Regions from separate parts of the Homo sapiens genome. Here region 1 is linked to region 2. A link is a loop called in an ENCODE intact Hi-C map of the cell type or tissue named here. Cell type or tissue: ascending aorta. All regions are shown on one strand. Links, peaks and the distances in the headings refer to the core of each region. The heading gives the core; the rest is flanking DNA. Region 1 overlaps C1orf87 (chromosome 1 open reading frame 87). Region 2 overlaps LINC02778 (long intergenic non-protein coding RNA 2778).

Region 1 (8,342 bases), core at 285-8,284, 140 kb after region 2:
ATCACTATTCTAATTTACTATATGAAAACTTTCTGCTTTTCACAAAATTGATTTTATCAAAGTAGAATTCTTTTTATAGGAATCCGTTAAGACGTACTGGTTGTTTGTCATCCATGTGGGTACAATTTCATATAGCATTCCATGATCTCAAACAAAAGAATTCTTTACATTCCCCAGCAGCAACTTAATCCATGTTTGTTAACCAACTCAGAATTTGGCTTCTTATTGCACTTACAATTCTTTAGGGCTCTGGGATTCTCACAGCTTATATACGAGAAGTTTGAGACAAAGGTACAAAATTGGAAAAATTCAGACATTTGAAAGTTGGGGGAACACAGATGGTATACAAAAGTTAGAGGCATAATTTTATGGTGAATTAATTAGGAATATTTAGATTTCAATGAACAAAACCAACTCTACTAGCTTAATTTATTGGAAGAATAGAGAAGCATATTATACTCTCAAAGGACAGAAATGCAACAATGAACTAAAACCAGAGACTCTAACACCATCAAGACTTCCTATATCTTTTTTCTTCTCTCGTTGTCAGCTTCATATTCTCTCTCTTTCTCAGTAGACCAGCTTTTTCTCATTTGCAGTACACAAAATGGAAAACCTGCTAGAGTTCCAATATCTCACACATAATCACCTCCATTTTTCTCTCACAAATAGTACCAAAATTCCTGGACAATGGGTTTTTGGTTCATTTTGTATTAGATGCCCAGTCCTAAACTATGCAGATAGAACATGGCAGTTCTTTCCACAGCTGTGTGGGTCAGCAGGAAGGGCAATTTCTGCAAAAGGTGGGCTGGGCAGATCAAATAATAGATGCCCACTCACTGCACATGGTAAAGATCAGAATGCCTTATATGGCACTGCTGGGACTGATGTGTCTATTTAATTCTAAAACACCTCTATTTTATACTGGCAATGAATTTAGGATACTAAGATGAGCTAGCCTTTATGCCCTGCTTCTAGTCTTAGGTCTACTCTAAGATGTGTGTGATCTTAGTAAACCACTTGTACTTTCTGGGCCCCAGCCTCCTTTGCTAAATGAACAGGACTGGCAGACTAAGAGTGCTTTAACATCCTTTGAAATGGACCCACAAGCCTAAGATAACATCATTATTGTTTCGATCATCTTTTGTCAAAAACCTCACACTCATGACCCAGAAGTATTTCTTTCAAGAAGTATGAGCATTGTCTGAAGTCTACCCCCTGCAGACCCCACTAGTACAAAACAGAGTAGAACATCATGAAAAGCCTCAGTCAGTTACAAAGTTCTTTGCTTCATGCAAGTCAAAAATGAAAACTGAATAAAAATCATGATGTCACCCTTCTCTTTAGACACACACACTTCACATGTTTGTATCCAGCAAGATTTGGCAGATATGATCTTATGGCACTGAAGATTTGAAGCTCATCCTCTTAGCTTTCCAAACTCAAACCTTGCTATAAATCTTGCTAGTTGTGTGGCCTCATCTTTGGCCAAGAGATTGGAGAAGCTCTGGGTGGTGAATGTGTTGCCAATGCTTTTGTTGTTTTGGTAGAAAACTCCAGAAGAGGAGCTGCAGCCAGAAAGCTCTCCTGCTGAAACTTCAGCCTGCAAAGATCCTCTGAAACCTTTAAAGATCAGGCCAGTCTCCCAGCCCTTCGTGAATCCAGCTGTGAAGAACAAGGCTGAGGAATGTGAGACGTGGATAGACAGGTTCAGGAAGCTGGAAAATGCCCTCTACCTGTGTGATCTGAGTAACACAGGTGAAGTATGAATTGTAAAGCTGGCATAGGTTTCTATTTGTGGTCTAGTCTAAAAGTAGGCACCTCATTTTCTTTTGCCTCTTGAACAAATGATACAATTAATATATAAATCATGTGCCCTGCAATGTGCTGAGCACAATCCAGAAATATGAAGACGAATCAGACAGGAATCCCATACCAGATTGCTTATAATTTCTCTGTATTCCCAATACTTCCTGCACCCTACTGCCAAAAAGTAAACCCACAATCCAATTTTATAATTCCTCTGATTAAAATACCTCAGAGATACCCCACTGATAAGAGGATGAACTCCAAACTCCTTAGCAAGGCAAAATCTGGTCCCTATCCACCTGGCCAATCTCTTCTCCTACTATTGATATTCTCTCAGCACGTCCTGCCCAGTAATAATGAATAACTTGCCTTGCCTCAAGCAGGCCTTGTCTCGCACACGCCTGTGCCATTTCTAACTCCCAGCCTTTCATCTGGGCTCTTTGTTTCCTCTCTACTTACCCCAACCCCCACGAACTCCCCATCTTGTCCCCTGGCTAATCAATACCTAAACATCTTTTATGTTTGAATTCAAACACAATTCCCCTGAGACTCCCAGACAGATCTAGGCCAACTTTCCTATGGCTTCTTAGGATTCTTTAACATCCATCATCATATGCAACATATTGTATATTTTTATTTGGGGGCTTATTACTATCTCACCAGTAGACTATCTTCCTTGTTTATCCCTGGCACCTTGCACAGTTTTGTTTTGAGGAAAGAAATACATGAGCCAGTGTGCGTAAATAACCAAATCCAAGATAGATGGTGATAAATGTTGTTAGAGTATGCTCTGTGGGCATTCAGAGAAAAGTGAATTTCTTCCTGGTGGGGTCATCATGGAAGGCTTTGTTAATGTTAAATTGATCATTAAACTTAAAATGCAGTTTGGTCACAAAGGAATGAAGTAGCCTTTTCTGGCAAAGGTGCAAATGCTGTGTGTGAAGCTCAGTGCAGGGTGCTCAATATAGGGGCTATTAAAAAGAATATTAAATGATAAAGATGGAAATAAAGAATGGGGCCAGATATTGAAAGATTTTAAATGCCAGACCAAGGAATTTGGAGTCAATTCAAAGATAATGAGAGCACGGAGAGTTTCTAAGTAGAGGAGTGGTGTAATGAAGTTGTACTTCAGAAGGATCCTTGATGACTATGTGCAGAATGAAGGAGAAAGTGAAATAAGGGAAAGTGGAAAGGAGAGAGAGAATGAAGTCTAGAACCACATCAGAGTGCTGGGAAAAGAGGGAGCAGATAGAAAAGCACATGGTCCCAAAATGTCTTATTTATTTACATACTGTGGTTCATGAAGAGTTGGTGTACACATTAGTACCATCTAGAAGTAATCATATGACAATAGCAATGTCTGTCTTTTCATTCTCTTTGTGTGTTTTTGTTTTGCTTTGAATTTCCAAAGCAACTTAATTCTAGACCACGAGGAAGTATAATTGCCATACAAAATCCAGGGACTCTTAATAATTATACCAAAGAGAAAAAAAAACCTGAAAATTTTAATTGAAAGATTCATCTGGTTGAATTATAAAGTTATTTATTAAAAATACGTTATGAGCCTAGAACTGTGTTAGAGGCTGAACCAAGAGGAAAACCAGAAAGGATGAGACATAGTCTCTGGCCTCAAGGAGCTTACCTTTAGGTAAGACACAGAGACTAACAATAGTTCAGTGCCAGTAAACAAACAAAATTAAAACACAGCATTAAGTATTACAAATGAAGTTACATGGCTGGGCATGGTGGCTCATGCCTGTAATCCCAGCACTTTGGGAGGCTGAGGTGGGAAGATCACTTGAGCCCAAGAGTTTGAGACAAATGAAGGCACAAATAAGAGTTCAAGAGTCAAAAGGAAAGTGAAGGTATGAAATGAGGCTGACCATCTAATGCGAGGTCCGGGACCAAGAGAGGACTCCAAGAAAGAGAGAACTTGAGCTGAGACTTCAGGTAGAATTTGGACAGTTGGACAGGTCATCCCGAGTTTGAAGTCATCTCCTGCAAAAGTTAGAAGGTGAGAATGAGTATGATGGAGAAGCGAGTACCAAGACAGGACTGCTGGAGGTGGATGTTGGACATACAGTAAAGTTGAGAACCTATTATGAACCCTAAGGGATAGGATGAGGCTTCATTCTTTACCCAGTATCCAAATGTACATGCGGAGGAAGGCATAATGAAAGCTGAGATGGATGACTTAGGGAAGGTACTGGAGAGAAGGAGATGAAAAGATTATTGAAATAACCCTGAGTCTGGGTATTCACAACAGGGCTATGAGAGTGGTGATGAGGTTACAAGCAATAACAAAACATTTTTTAAAAAAATGACATTGCTAAAGAAACAAATGCTTACTTGTGATGGATAATGGATCATAAACTTAGTTGCTAAGACACTCTCCAAAGACTGGGAGATTTCTCATGCTTCTGAACCGTTCTGAGGAGAAACGGAGTTTGTTGACTTTGGAGGCAGATTCCGACAGATTTGAAATGCCTTTCTCATGGCCTCTTCACTATTTATGCCTGTTTTCTCTGTTTCCATGAAATTCATTAGTTCCTCAACAGCCAAGGAATGTGTCAGCCAGATCTGGGAAAATCTACAACTGTCTTTAATGAGGAAAGAGGATTAACTGAGGTCACTTTGGTGGTTTATTAACCCACAGTACTTAGCAGACCACCATAGCCCCATTCTAGATGCTGAGCAGATGATATCTGCTTTGCCCATGGATGAATCACTATTCTTTATTATGTGCAAAGAAATATGTAGGCCAGCATGTTCTCCATCCAGGATGAGGACAGGCCATCCATCATCACATCAGTGCTTCTGGGAACCTACTGTGCTTATTCTCTAATGGGGGTTGTCAACAAAATAGCCTTGAGGAGAAGGGATAAGGAATGATTATGAATAACTAGTCATGTTTTCTAAAGAAAAAAAAACAGTGGTTAAGATAAATGTCTGGGTGAATGTTGCATTTGGAATTTTCCCAGTGAAGTGAAAGCTAAATAGAAAGTGTTTTAGAGTTCAAGGAGGGAGAATGCAATGAGAGCCTGAAAGAAATTCCTCTGCATGAGCCCGGACTTTACATATACTACATCACTAAATTCTCACATCAACAACATGCTGAAGGGATTAGTATCCTTATTTACAGAGAAGAAAGCCAAGCTCAAAGTGATAAAATAATAGCCAGTAGGATGGTGAGCCATAATTCAAGCCCAGCTCTCCATGAATCCCCACTACACCCAGTCCCATGACATACTAGAAAGAGCACACGATTTTGCTTGATTTTTTTTTTTAATCAGAAGATTTAGATTCAAATCCAGACTCCACCCATTGTTGATCCGTAAAAGCCAGTCACTTACATTCTCTTCACCTGTTTCCTCATCTACAAAGTAAAACTGATAATAATAAAACATACTTCCCAGATTTGAGAACGGATCAAATGAGATAAAAGATTGAAAGTTCTTTATATACTGTACAATGAAGTTGATGTTGAAAATGTTCTTATGGTGGGGTGCAGTGGCTCACGCCTGTAATCCCAGCACTTTGGGAGGCCAAGGCAGGTGGATCACCTGAGGTCAGGAGTTCGAGACCAGCCTGGCCAACATGGTGAAACCCCGTTTCTACTAAAAATACAAAAATGAGCCGGCTGTGGTGGCAGGCACCTGTAGTCCCAGCTACTTGGGAGGCTGAGGCAGGAAAATCACTTGAACCCAGGAAGTGGAGGTTGCAGTGAACCGGGATCATGCCACTGCACTCCAGCCTGGGCAACAAGAGCAAAACTCCATCTCAAAAAAAAAAAAAAAAAAAGGATTCTTATTATTTTTTTATTTTGGTTCTGGTTAGAAAAGACAGGCTTTCCAACACTAAGATGGATTGTAAGGGCTATTTTATGCAGCTGTTCTGGGCATCCCCTAATGACAGAGTAAATTAGACAGATACAAATTTCATTCAGTGGACTTTTTGTTTGACTCTAGGCATCTTCTATCAATGGTAAAGCTTAGAAGATAGAAAATACTACTGTGATTCCTAGATGTATTTTTTAACATAACTTTTAATTTTTAATTAAAATATAAACTAAATGCTATCTATTTTAATAAGCAATTACATATATACTGTTTATATATTTTTAAAATAATGTTGATGACATAATTATTATAATTATCCTATAGTAAAATTTCACATTATTGAGTGATTACTAGTACTGGATACTGTGTGAACTTAATATTTTATTGATTTTCACACAATTTAATTACCTCTGTTTTCTTTTCCTTCTTTCCCTCTTTCTTTCCTCTTTTGACATTTATTTATGTATTTATGTATTTATGTATTTATTTATTTATTTAAGACAGGGGCCTCACTCCGTTGCCTGGGCTAGAATGCAATGGCATGATCACAACTCACTGCAGCCTCGACCTCCCAGGCTCAAATGATCCTCCCACCTTAGCTGGTGCATGCCACCACACCTCACTCATTTTTTTTCTTACAGTCATAAACTTATTCCAAATCCATGTCTTATATTTCCAGAGGCAGGGTGTGGAGAAATGGCCAGAGGAAGCAAAGCTAGACAGGACTGAGAGCAGCCATCCTATCCAGAAAACTTCGAAGATGCAATTGGCCAACTCAAAGAATGAGGTTTACATAAATGAAAGGACCACTGTTCTAATAAGAGAGACAGACAATAAATAGGCAATGAACAAACCAGAACAGAATAGAAAATGAACACACTGGAATAGAACAGAATAAATTAGGACCCCACCTATTGTGGCCTACTGTTAAAAATAGCGATTAGAGAGTAGTTGAGAAGGTGGCACCATGCACAATAGTACTTGCACATTTAAAAATGAGTAATATTTGGTATCTTAAACTGAGATGATAAGTATCTACCATTGCCCAACTCTAATGGACTAGTAGTGGCTTTCCGCAAAATGACAAGGCACTGCCTCTGGATTCTTTAGGAAGGAATTTCACCATCACTCTTACAGTTCGCACATATGAAGGAGAGTAAAAGAGGCCAGGCACAGTGGCACATGCCTATAATCCCAGCACTTTGAAAGGCATTAGGGGGAGGGTTGCTTGAGCTCAGGAGTTCCAGACCAGTCTGGGCACATAGTGAAACTTCATCACTACAAAAAATAAAAATATTAGCTGAGAGTGGTGGCACATACCTGCAATCCCAGCTACTCATGTGGCTTAGGTGGGAGGATCCCTTGAGCCCAGGAGATCAAGGCTACAGTGAGCCATGATCGTGCCTCTGTACTCCAGCCTAGGCAACAGAGTAAGACCCTGTCTCAAAATAAAAAATAAATAAATAAATAAATAAATAAATAAATAAATAAATAGACCCCTACTTGAAGCAATCTCTTTTCCCTCATTCCATAACGTACTGTAGTGGTTAACCTTAGGCAATCAAGAGACTTGCAGTCTCTAGGCTTTAGTTTTGCCCTCTGTGAAATGGGTTATTGTAAGGATTCAATTAGTTAATATTGGTGAAATGCTTGGAGCAGTTCCTGGAACATAGTAAATTTTATATTTAAATATTGTTTAATTATTATTGTTGTATCCCAGTTAATTTTCTGAATAACTTCTCTCCCCCACGGGACAGAGAACTTCCAGAGGTAGCAGAAAAATTCTCTAAATCTTCTGTATTCCCAAGCACAGTATCTGACACATAGATATTTGCAATTAGGGGCTTATGAGTGAGTTATTGATCTTCAGTGATGCCGTGGTCTACACTGCGACTCCTCCCAACAGCCATCAAAATCTATCCAATCTTAACATGGAAAGCATACTGACATTGGTATTGGCATATATAATGTGTGGGTACCAGAGCATATCCTGCAGTCATACACATTACCACCTCTATTACGCAGATTCAAACTCTGAGCTATGAGAAGTTAGATGCTTCACCTGTGATTGCACAGCAAGCTGGAGGGAGTCACAGGACAGTCAGTCCTCTGCATCTTTGTATTCCGCAACTACAGATTCAACCAACTGCATATCAAAAATATTTTAAAAAATAGAAATAAAATATAATGACACGACAACAAAAAAAAGTACAAATTTTAAAACACAGTATAACAACTATTTGCATTGCAATTGCATTGTATTAGGTGTTACAAGTAATCTAGAGATGGTTTAAAGTACATGGGAGAATGTGTATAGGTTACATGCAAATACTACTCCATTTTATATCGGGGCTTGAGCATCCATGGGTGTAGGTATCACTGTTGGGGAGGGGAATATTATGGACCTAATCCCTGCAGATACCAAAGAACATCTATAAATACATTTAGAGAAATGCATTTTGAAAATAAGCTGTTTAATCCCTGCATGTTTAGGAATGTGTTTGGAGACTTTAACAAGATAAAAAGAACTCAGGACAATTAGAAGTTACTTTTGCTAGGCACCCCCAGTGTTTCAAAAATTGGCCTTACAAGTTTTAAAGTTACAAAGAAAAGCCTAAATTGCTTTAGAATTTATCTATGGATCTTATTGGATCCCATCTTGTTCTCTTTCCCCTGAAATCACCCTCAGATTCT
Region 2 (8,342 bases), core at 317-8,316:
CAACAGCCTGAATCCAGTTCAATGCATGTTTAGATTAAGGTGATTAGCCATTATCCTACTTAGAAAACTGAAGCATAGACAGAAGAAAAAGAAAGGAAAAAATAGACAAAGTATAAAGGACACATGGGATACATCAAGATGGGAAATATAAACACATGTCTTATTTGTGTCTTTAGAGTACCAAAAGAGGAGCAGAGAGCAAAAGACACAAATGAAATATTTGAAGATCTACTAGAAGAGAGTTTTCAAAATGCATCACAGAAAACCCCCCAACCAATTCAAGAATCTCCATAAACTCCAAGCAGGTTAAAAACTTATCTAATCGAATTTCTGAAAACCAAAGACATGATATATAGCTATAGATAGATAAATATAGATGTAGACATAGAGTATATATGTATGTATATAAAAATATATTTACACACACACATGCACACATATACATACGTGTGTGTGTATAAGAAGAGGTAGAGAGACAAAGAGAATGCTAAAAGCAGCCAGAAAAAAAAAGACACTTGCCTAGCAAGGAGTAACAATAAAACTGACAGTACCTTCTTTAATAGAACCTATGGAAGCCAGAAGAAAATGGGTTATGTTTTTAAAGTGCTGAAAGAAAAATTTGTCAACCTTTAATTTGTACCTAGCGAACATATTTTCCAAAAAGGAAGCCCATATAGTGATCCTTTTAGACCAAAAAAATGCCAGAAGTATTAATCAGCAACAGACCAAAAATTAAAGAAGCCTTAAAGAAAATTCTGTCTGAAAGAAAATGAACCCATATGGAAGAACAAAACTGTAAGAGAAAAATGAAGAACTAGAAGGGGTAAGCATGTAGTTAAAAATAAAGCATATGGGCTCATTGAAATGATAATATCTTTAGAAAGTTATGACATACATAGAAGTAAATTACATGAGAATAATAGTAAAATGGGTGGGAAGGAGGTAAATGAGGTTACACTGTTTTAAGATCTGTGTATTTAGAGTGGTAAAAGTTCTTATTTAAAATTATTGTAATAACTTAAGAATTAATGCTGTAGTCTCTAGGGTAACCACCTAAAAAATAAATATACTTAAATAAAAATGAGTACAAGAGGAAATATTGAATAATTCAAAAGTGAGTGTTCCAAAAAAAGGAGGAAAAATAAAGTAACATGGAACAGATGGTCCAAAATGAAAACAAATAGCAAGCTAGTAAAGTCAAATCCAATTACATTAACATTATTTTAAATGTAAATGGACAAAACATTCCAGTTAGAACGCAGATATTGTCAGATTGAACTAAAAAAAATTGCCCAACTATATGCTGTCTCCAAAAGACACTGTTCAAATAAAATATAAAAAAAAGGGAACTGAAAGAATGGAAAAACATATATAAACAATAACAAACAAGAAACTGGTATACTTGTGTCAGAGAAAGCAAGCTATCAGACAATAATGATTCCTAGAGCTAAAAAGACTTTTATAATGATAAAGGGGTCAGTACACAGAAAGATATAACCACCCTGAATTTGTAAACATGTAATAATATAGATTCAAAATATATAAAGCAAAATACGACAAAATAGAACACAGAAAAAGACAAATCCTCAATTGTAGTTAAAGAGTTTAACATACCTCTCAGTAAGTATAGAAAAAAGATACAAAAAAATCAGCAAGGCTATAGAAAATATAAATAACACAATTACAGTTATTAATATCTATAGTATACTATATCTGTTTTAGTCTGTTTTCACACTGCTATAAAGAACTACCTGAGACCGGGTAATTTTTGAAGAAAAGATGTTTAATTGACTCACAGTTCTGCATGCTGTAAAGGAAGCATGGCTGGGAGGCCTCAGGAAAGTTACACTCATGGTGGAAGGTGAAAGGGAAGCAAGCACGTCTTACGATGGCAGAGCAGGACATAGAGAGTGAAGGGGGAAGTGTTACAGGCTTTTAAACAACCAGATTTCATGAGAACTCACTCACTATCATGAGAACAGCATGGAGGAAATCCACCCTCATGATCCAATCACCTCCCACCAGGTCCCTCCCCCAATATTGGGAATCACAATTTGACATGAGATTTGGGTGGGGACACAGCCAAACCATATTAACATCCAACAACTGCAAATGATACAGTCTTCTCTAGTGCACCTGGAATTTTTTTTAATTGACCATAGGCTGGTACTGAGCCATAAGAAAAACAAAACAAAACAACAACAAAAAACACCTGTTTTAACAAAACACATACTTATCTTGAAACACTCCCTCTGGGGGAAGCCAGCTGCCATGTAAGAAAGTCCAACTACCCTGAGACCATTATGTAATGCAGAAGGCTAAGCAAGCCAGTTGGAAAGGCAATGTGGAGAGAGAAAAATGCCCATCCTCCCCCAACTCCAGATACTTTAAGTGTTTGAAGAAGGCTTCAGGTGACTCTAGTTTCAATGACTATTTGACTAAGATCCCATAAGACACCTCAAATAAGAAATGACCACCTCAACCCAATCAATGCTCCAGAGCCATATGAGATCATAAATTGTGATCTCAAACCTCTGGGTTTTGTGCTGCTTTGGTATGCAGTGTTGAATAAATGAACAAGCAGTGCAATGAGTATCTCTATACCCCATTTACCACCAAGGAGGAAGTGGGGTATTGTCCCCTCACTTCTGGTAAAGAGAAAGGGTTTTCCTTTAATGTATATGCTCCTAGAACTTGGAATATGTCTCTGAAAATTAGGAATACTTAGTAGACGTATGTCCGGCTCTTCCTTAAAAATCTAGAGAATGTACCATTGCTGCTGCATCAGGATTGGCCTGCATTCCCAGAATTGTTCAGGCAAAAAATATGAATGAATATATTTCCCATGGAATGTGAGAGAAAGTCCATGGACAGATAGTGTTAGGTTCTGCATAATAGGACTTCCTACTGCATAGAGGAGCAAAGGTCTGCAGCACTCAGAAGTCACAATAGACACCCTGATTCCTAGGGACTGAGGCCTGATCAAGAAATCCCCAGCAACAGAGGAACAGGAACTCTCAGCATGACCCATGGTTTTCCCACTGCAAGTAGACATGCTTAAATCTAGGACAAGGAGGGAGACTTAACTTTCATCTTAAATCTGCGGTGCTTTTGATCAGAAGGGTTACAGTTCATCTAAAGTTTCTTGAGAACAGAAGAATATCCCTCAGTGAATAAAGTTTTAAAACATAAAGATGCTCTCTGATTCCATTCAATAAGTCCTTTTTTTTAAAAAAAGTGTGATGGTTACGACATTAAATATTTCAAATAATCTTTACAAAAATATTAACACTTATTTTCTCATGTAATTCTTAGTGATTTTTATTTTCTTCATCATGCTGCTTTTTCTTGTTAGATTTTTTATGACTAAAATACAGCATTTTTATCACAGGAATAAAAGGAGTTCTTTCCACTCTAAACTATAAATCAGAGAATTGAACAAAAAGATTGCATAATATTTCCCAGATTTAAAAATTCTACGATACTAGTAAGCAACAAGTGTGTGTCTGTAATATTTTCTGCCCTTGGGAATTCACCTACTTGAGTCTGAGAAGTCCATTGGCAGCTAGCAGAAAGGTGACATGAAATCCCAAAGCTAGAACTTTACCAGAAAATAAGTCCAGAAGGAGCCTGACTTGGGAGGCCACTTTCTCTAAGTGCTTTGGCAACAAGCCTTGTGGCTAACAGAAGGAAGATGCAGGCTCTAAAGTGTTTGGCCAGCTCTATCCCTTGCCTGATCTACATTGCTGAATCACCACTTCAGCCATCTGCTTCACCTTCTTTTCTGAAGAGCAGTTTCTGATTATTGTTGTGGCTTATATTAATTTTTTTTTCTTGAACTTTTTTGTGCTATCATGCTTATTATTTCATTGAGCTATTATGCTATGCTAGTTGAGTTTTATATACACTTTTTACTTCTTTTAATAACCCTCCCCATATTCACGATCAGAAAATTGTAGTTCAGTGAAATGTAGTTTTTTGCTCATTGTCCAATGATTAGAAGAGTGGACAAACCGGGATTTGCAAACATCCAAAGGCTGTGTTTCTTCCCATCCCCGTTCTGGTGCATAAACAGGTGGAGCTGGTGCTCTAGAACATGTGAATCAATGAGACATTGCTGTCCAGTCTCTAAATGGTTAATATTCTTGCCTGCTCCTGTTCAAGCTTCTTGGAAGAAGGTGTTGGATCTTTGTGCTATAACATCTATTATGACATTAACTTCAAAGCATTCGACCTGGGCGTTTGATCTACCGGCCTGCTTTTCTGACACATGCTGGAAAATAAAAGTAGGAAACCAAGAATGGTTCAGTCATACTTGTTAAACATTTACAGTGCCAGTCAGGAAAGATGTTGACCTTAAAATTAAGAATTAGAAGCACACATTCCATAAAAGAAATCAGTTCAATAAAAACAAAACCAGCGAGGCTGGGGAGAGGCTTCTGGGTGCCCGCAGGAGACGTGAAGCATAAGCAGCCACTAAATGACATATTTTCCTCTGGCTTTCACTATTTATGGTACAGCGCCAGGGTGGTGCAGTTTTGTCCTGCACACATGTTTTTAATGAGAGAAGGGAGGAAACCATGCCATTTTTGTAGTTTCAAAGGCATGAGAAATAGGAAGTGGTTTCAGGAGGGGCAGAAAAAGTGGGCAGTCTACTGTTGCTGCCTCCTCAGTGTGTGACGTGACATTTAAGACATCAGGCCTATAATCCCAACACATTGGGAAGCCGAGGCAGGAGGGTCACTTGAGGCCAGGAGTTCAAGACCAGCCTGGGTAACATAGAGAGATCCTGTCTCTACCAAAAAATTTTTCAAAAAATTACCTGAGGCAGGAGGGTCCCTCGCACCAAGGAGTTTGAGGCTGCAGTGAGCTCGCTATGATCACGCCACTTCACTCCAGCCTGGGAGACAGAGTGAGACACTGTATCAAAAAAAGAAAAAAAAGAAGAAGATAAAGAAGAGAAAAAGAAGAAAAAGAAGAAGAAGGAGAAGGAGAAGAAGGAAAAAGTACTCAGGTAAACAGAAGAATTCAAGTTGTTACAGACAGGTCTGCCTTTGAGGTCAGGTATTTAATATATTTGTATTGTGATAAAATATACATAACATAACTAGTTTCCATAATTTTGTTTAAATATATGTCCCTACTACTGGAATGTCAGCTCTTTATGAACAGAAGACCTCACCTATTTAATTCACTGAGTTGTTCTCAGCACTAATGACACTGCCTGTCAAATAGTAACTATTTAATAAATACCTACTAATTGTAATATCGAACAAAATGGGCTTTTGAGATGTTATCAGACCAGATTGCTTGCTGGGCTCTATTTAAACTTGGAGAATCAAGTATGGTATAGCTTAAATACTGACTTCGGTGGATTGCTAAAGGCTGTCCCTGGTATTGTAATGAGCATGGTTCTGATTGGTGTAGCCAGAGCCAGAGCACGCAGAGCCTTTTAAGCCAGATGCCCTCTTCATAGAACGTCCTTTCCCCAGGTATTCATCTGGCTCACTGCCTCTTCTCCTTCCAACCTTTGCTTCCATGGCCCTTCCTTTACGAGACATGCATTAACAATCCTATTTAAAATGGGAGATAATTCTCTTTCCTTAAATTTCTTGCCCTTCTTTTTAACTTGTTTTACTCTTTTGCGCTTATCCTGATCTGACTATCTTGTCTATTTCCTGCCTCTCCTTAATAAAATGTAGTCTAGAAGGGCAGAAATTTTGTATCTTCTTTGTTCACTGTTGTAATTCAGTACCTTGAACAATTACTGTGCATACTAAGGGTTCAATTAATATTTCATAGATGAATGAATAAATAAATGACTGAAAAGACTTTTTTCTTAGGGGCAATGTAGAAATGTGAATCTTTGAAAGTTTTTTGTTTTGTTTTGTTTTGTTTTGTTTTGTTTTTGCAGAGGAGTAATCAGATCTGCAATGTTTTATCTCTGACGATTATAAGAATTTTGTAATTCCAAATTTCAGACCACTGCCCTCTCCCACTAACTTATTTTCCTACAGTGTAGGTGTGCACTAGAACCAAGTGTTTTTTTTTTCCCATCCAACTGTCCATAAAGGAAATATACAAACATCTTTTGGGCTTGTTTTTTAAGTATTTACTTGAGTAAATACAGAAATCCAGACAGAGTTTAACAAATGAAAAATAGCTACCAATTTAAAAGGTACTGCAGGCTAGGCACCCATACTACCGCAAATAATAGTTCCCTTCTAATTCTTGGTTACAACAGGCCAGGATCTATGCAAAGTACCTCATATACTTTATTCTCACAGAAAGAGAATGATCTAGGAACTATTATTATGTCCATTTTATAGCTAAGGAAACTGAAGCACATATGAATTGCATGGTAGCCTTGGGACTTAACAATTCTAAACCATGATTCTAGACATCTTACCTATGTTTATCTCATTTCATCCTATTACCCATTGAGAAACAGACACTCTTGTTCAACAGGAAGCTAAGGGCTTACTGAAGGTCAATTAACCAATTGCAAAGATATAGGTAATGCCAGATTTTTCTAATGTAAAAATCCTTTCTCTTTTAAGTATACTGCAATTCCTCCTCCAACAAACTGTTAGAGGAAACAAAATACATGAGAAATGTTATTATACGTATTAGCCTTAATTGTCTCTGTTCTATATGAAAATGTGAATTATCTCTCATTCACTAAGCATCCCCTTCATGCCTTTGGAATCAAGCCTACCAAAACTCCACTTCGGAAAGCATAGCAGGCAAAATCTCTCAGCCTTTAATCAACACTAAAGGCAGGTTGGCAACCCTGCCAGTCTGTAGATTTCTCAATTACATCTAGAGCAGAATGTGTGGGACTCTATGACTCATGGCTTTCGCCACTAAGTCTTACCAGTGATCCTGGACCTCTTGGGATCTATTCTGGTTCCAAACCATCAGAAGCATGGTGTACTTCCTTAACTTGTACCCAGATGCTTCTCTCCTGAGTTCCATCCTGCTCCCCTTCCAAAGACGTCTATGGTTCTAATTCCTGCAAGTCATAATATCTATTATGGACTATTTCTATCTTTTCTGAGTGACTTGCCATGATCAGTCTTACTAGAGAATAGGAAATAACATCTATTTTATGTCAGGTGTCATATAAGCTGTATATCACTTAACTGCGGCAACAATCTTAGAAGTCAGGCAGGTATTATTTTATCCCTTTTATAGACGATGAAATAAATATTTAGAGAAGTTAATCCCAAAGTTACCTAGCAAGTAAGAAATGATGTTCGGAATGAACTCATGTTGGACTGTAAATGTGCAGTTAAAACTATTTCCGCCCTTGGATATTTCATTCATTTTCTGTTGCTGAAAACAAACAAACAAACCTCAAATTTAGCAGCTTAACACAGTACCCATTTTTTAATCTCTCAGCTTTGTAGGGCTGAAGTCTGGTATTGAGGGTTCCCTGCTTAGGCTGAAATTAAGGTGTCAGCTGGCTGTGTTCTCGTCTAGGGCTCAGGGACTTCTTCCAAACTAATTCCCATTATTAGCAGAAGTCAGTTCCTCATGGTTGTAGGATTGAGTCCTGTTTCCTTGCTGGCTGTCAGCTGTGGTTGCTCAGCTTCTAGAAATTACTCACATTCTTTGCCACGTGGCCCCCTCTAGCTTTAAGCTGGTAACAATGCATCGAATCTTTCTCATACTTTTCTAATCTTCTAACTTCTCCTTCTAATAGCAGCCAGAAAAAAAAATATTTGCTTTTAAAGGGTTCATGTGATTATATTGGAGTCACCCACGTAATCTCCCTTTTGTCATAAAATACATCATAATTACAGGAGTGATATGTCATCATATCCACAGGTTCCATCAACACTCAGTGGGAAGGGTAGACGAGGAAGCAGCTCATTGGAAATCATTCTTAGAATTGTGCCTTTCACAGATGTTCTAAACCTGAAACTGAAGCCTGGTATTTCACTGGCAGCCACGTGGCCTCAAAGCAGGCATCAATATCCTAGTAGCTTTCCTACAATCCACAAAGTTCCTAAAACAGCCAAGAGTAGATTTCTATCTTTTATTGTTTCTGTCTTTTCCAGTTTCATGAGGTGCCTTCATTCTCTCCACGGGTTGGCTGGGCTAGACAAGGACTGATGCCAGTAACAAATATTATCTAATACATATGATGATGAGAAAGTGGTGGAAGAGAAGTAAAAGTTAAAAGATACGTTCCTCACCACACTCCCTCCTATAATTTTTGTAGACTTGTTGAGTGTCATATAAACTTCAGACTGCCAGAATGAAAGCTCCACGTTGGTGCCCACAAAATGAAACTTAAAATGAAATGGCTACCAACAACTGGTGCTAATTGTGAT

The links. A loop is a pair of places that touch in the nucleus more often than their neighbours do. Peaks named below come from ENCODE experiments on the same cell type or tissue, not always from the same donor. Only the 100,000 strongest peaks of a DNase experiment are listed, where the experiment ranks them.
Region 1: it touches region 2 in a loop (2.5-fold over the local background); 5 of 110 quality-filtered maps call a loop at or near these places.

The regions. Positions count from the first base shown.
Region 1 is chr1:59,991,025-59,999,366 of GRCh38, reverse strand. It overlaps C1orf87 (chromosome 1 open reading frame 87), which reads left to right. Exons shown (of 12, transcript NM_152377.3): 11 at 1,551-1,758. Among named protein-coding and RNA genes, the nearest start is that of CYP2J2, 68 kb to the right of the region's middle. In ascending aorta, for the core only: no CTCF peak of the experiment used is centred there; DNase peaks (open chromatin) are centred at 4,285 and 4,596; H3K27ac peaks cover 3,587 bases.
Region 2 is chr1:60,129,402-60,137,743 of GRCh38, reverse strand. All of the region lies in intron 1 of LINC02778 (long intergenic non-protein coding RNA 2778), which reads right to left. Among named protein-coding and RNA genes, the nearest start is that of LINC02778, 19 kb to the right of the region's middle. In ascending aorta, for the core only: no CTCF peak of the experiment used is centred there; DNase peaks (open chromatin) are centred at 4,543 and 6,813; H3K4me3 peaks cover 621 bases; H3K27ac peaks cover 2,743 bases.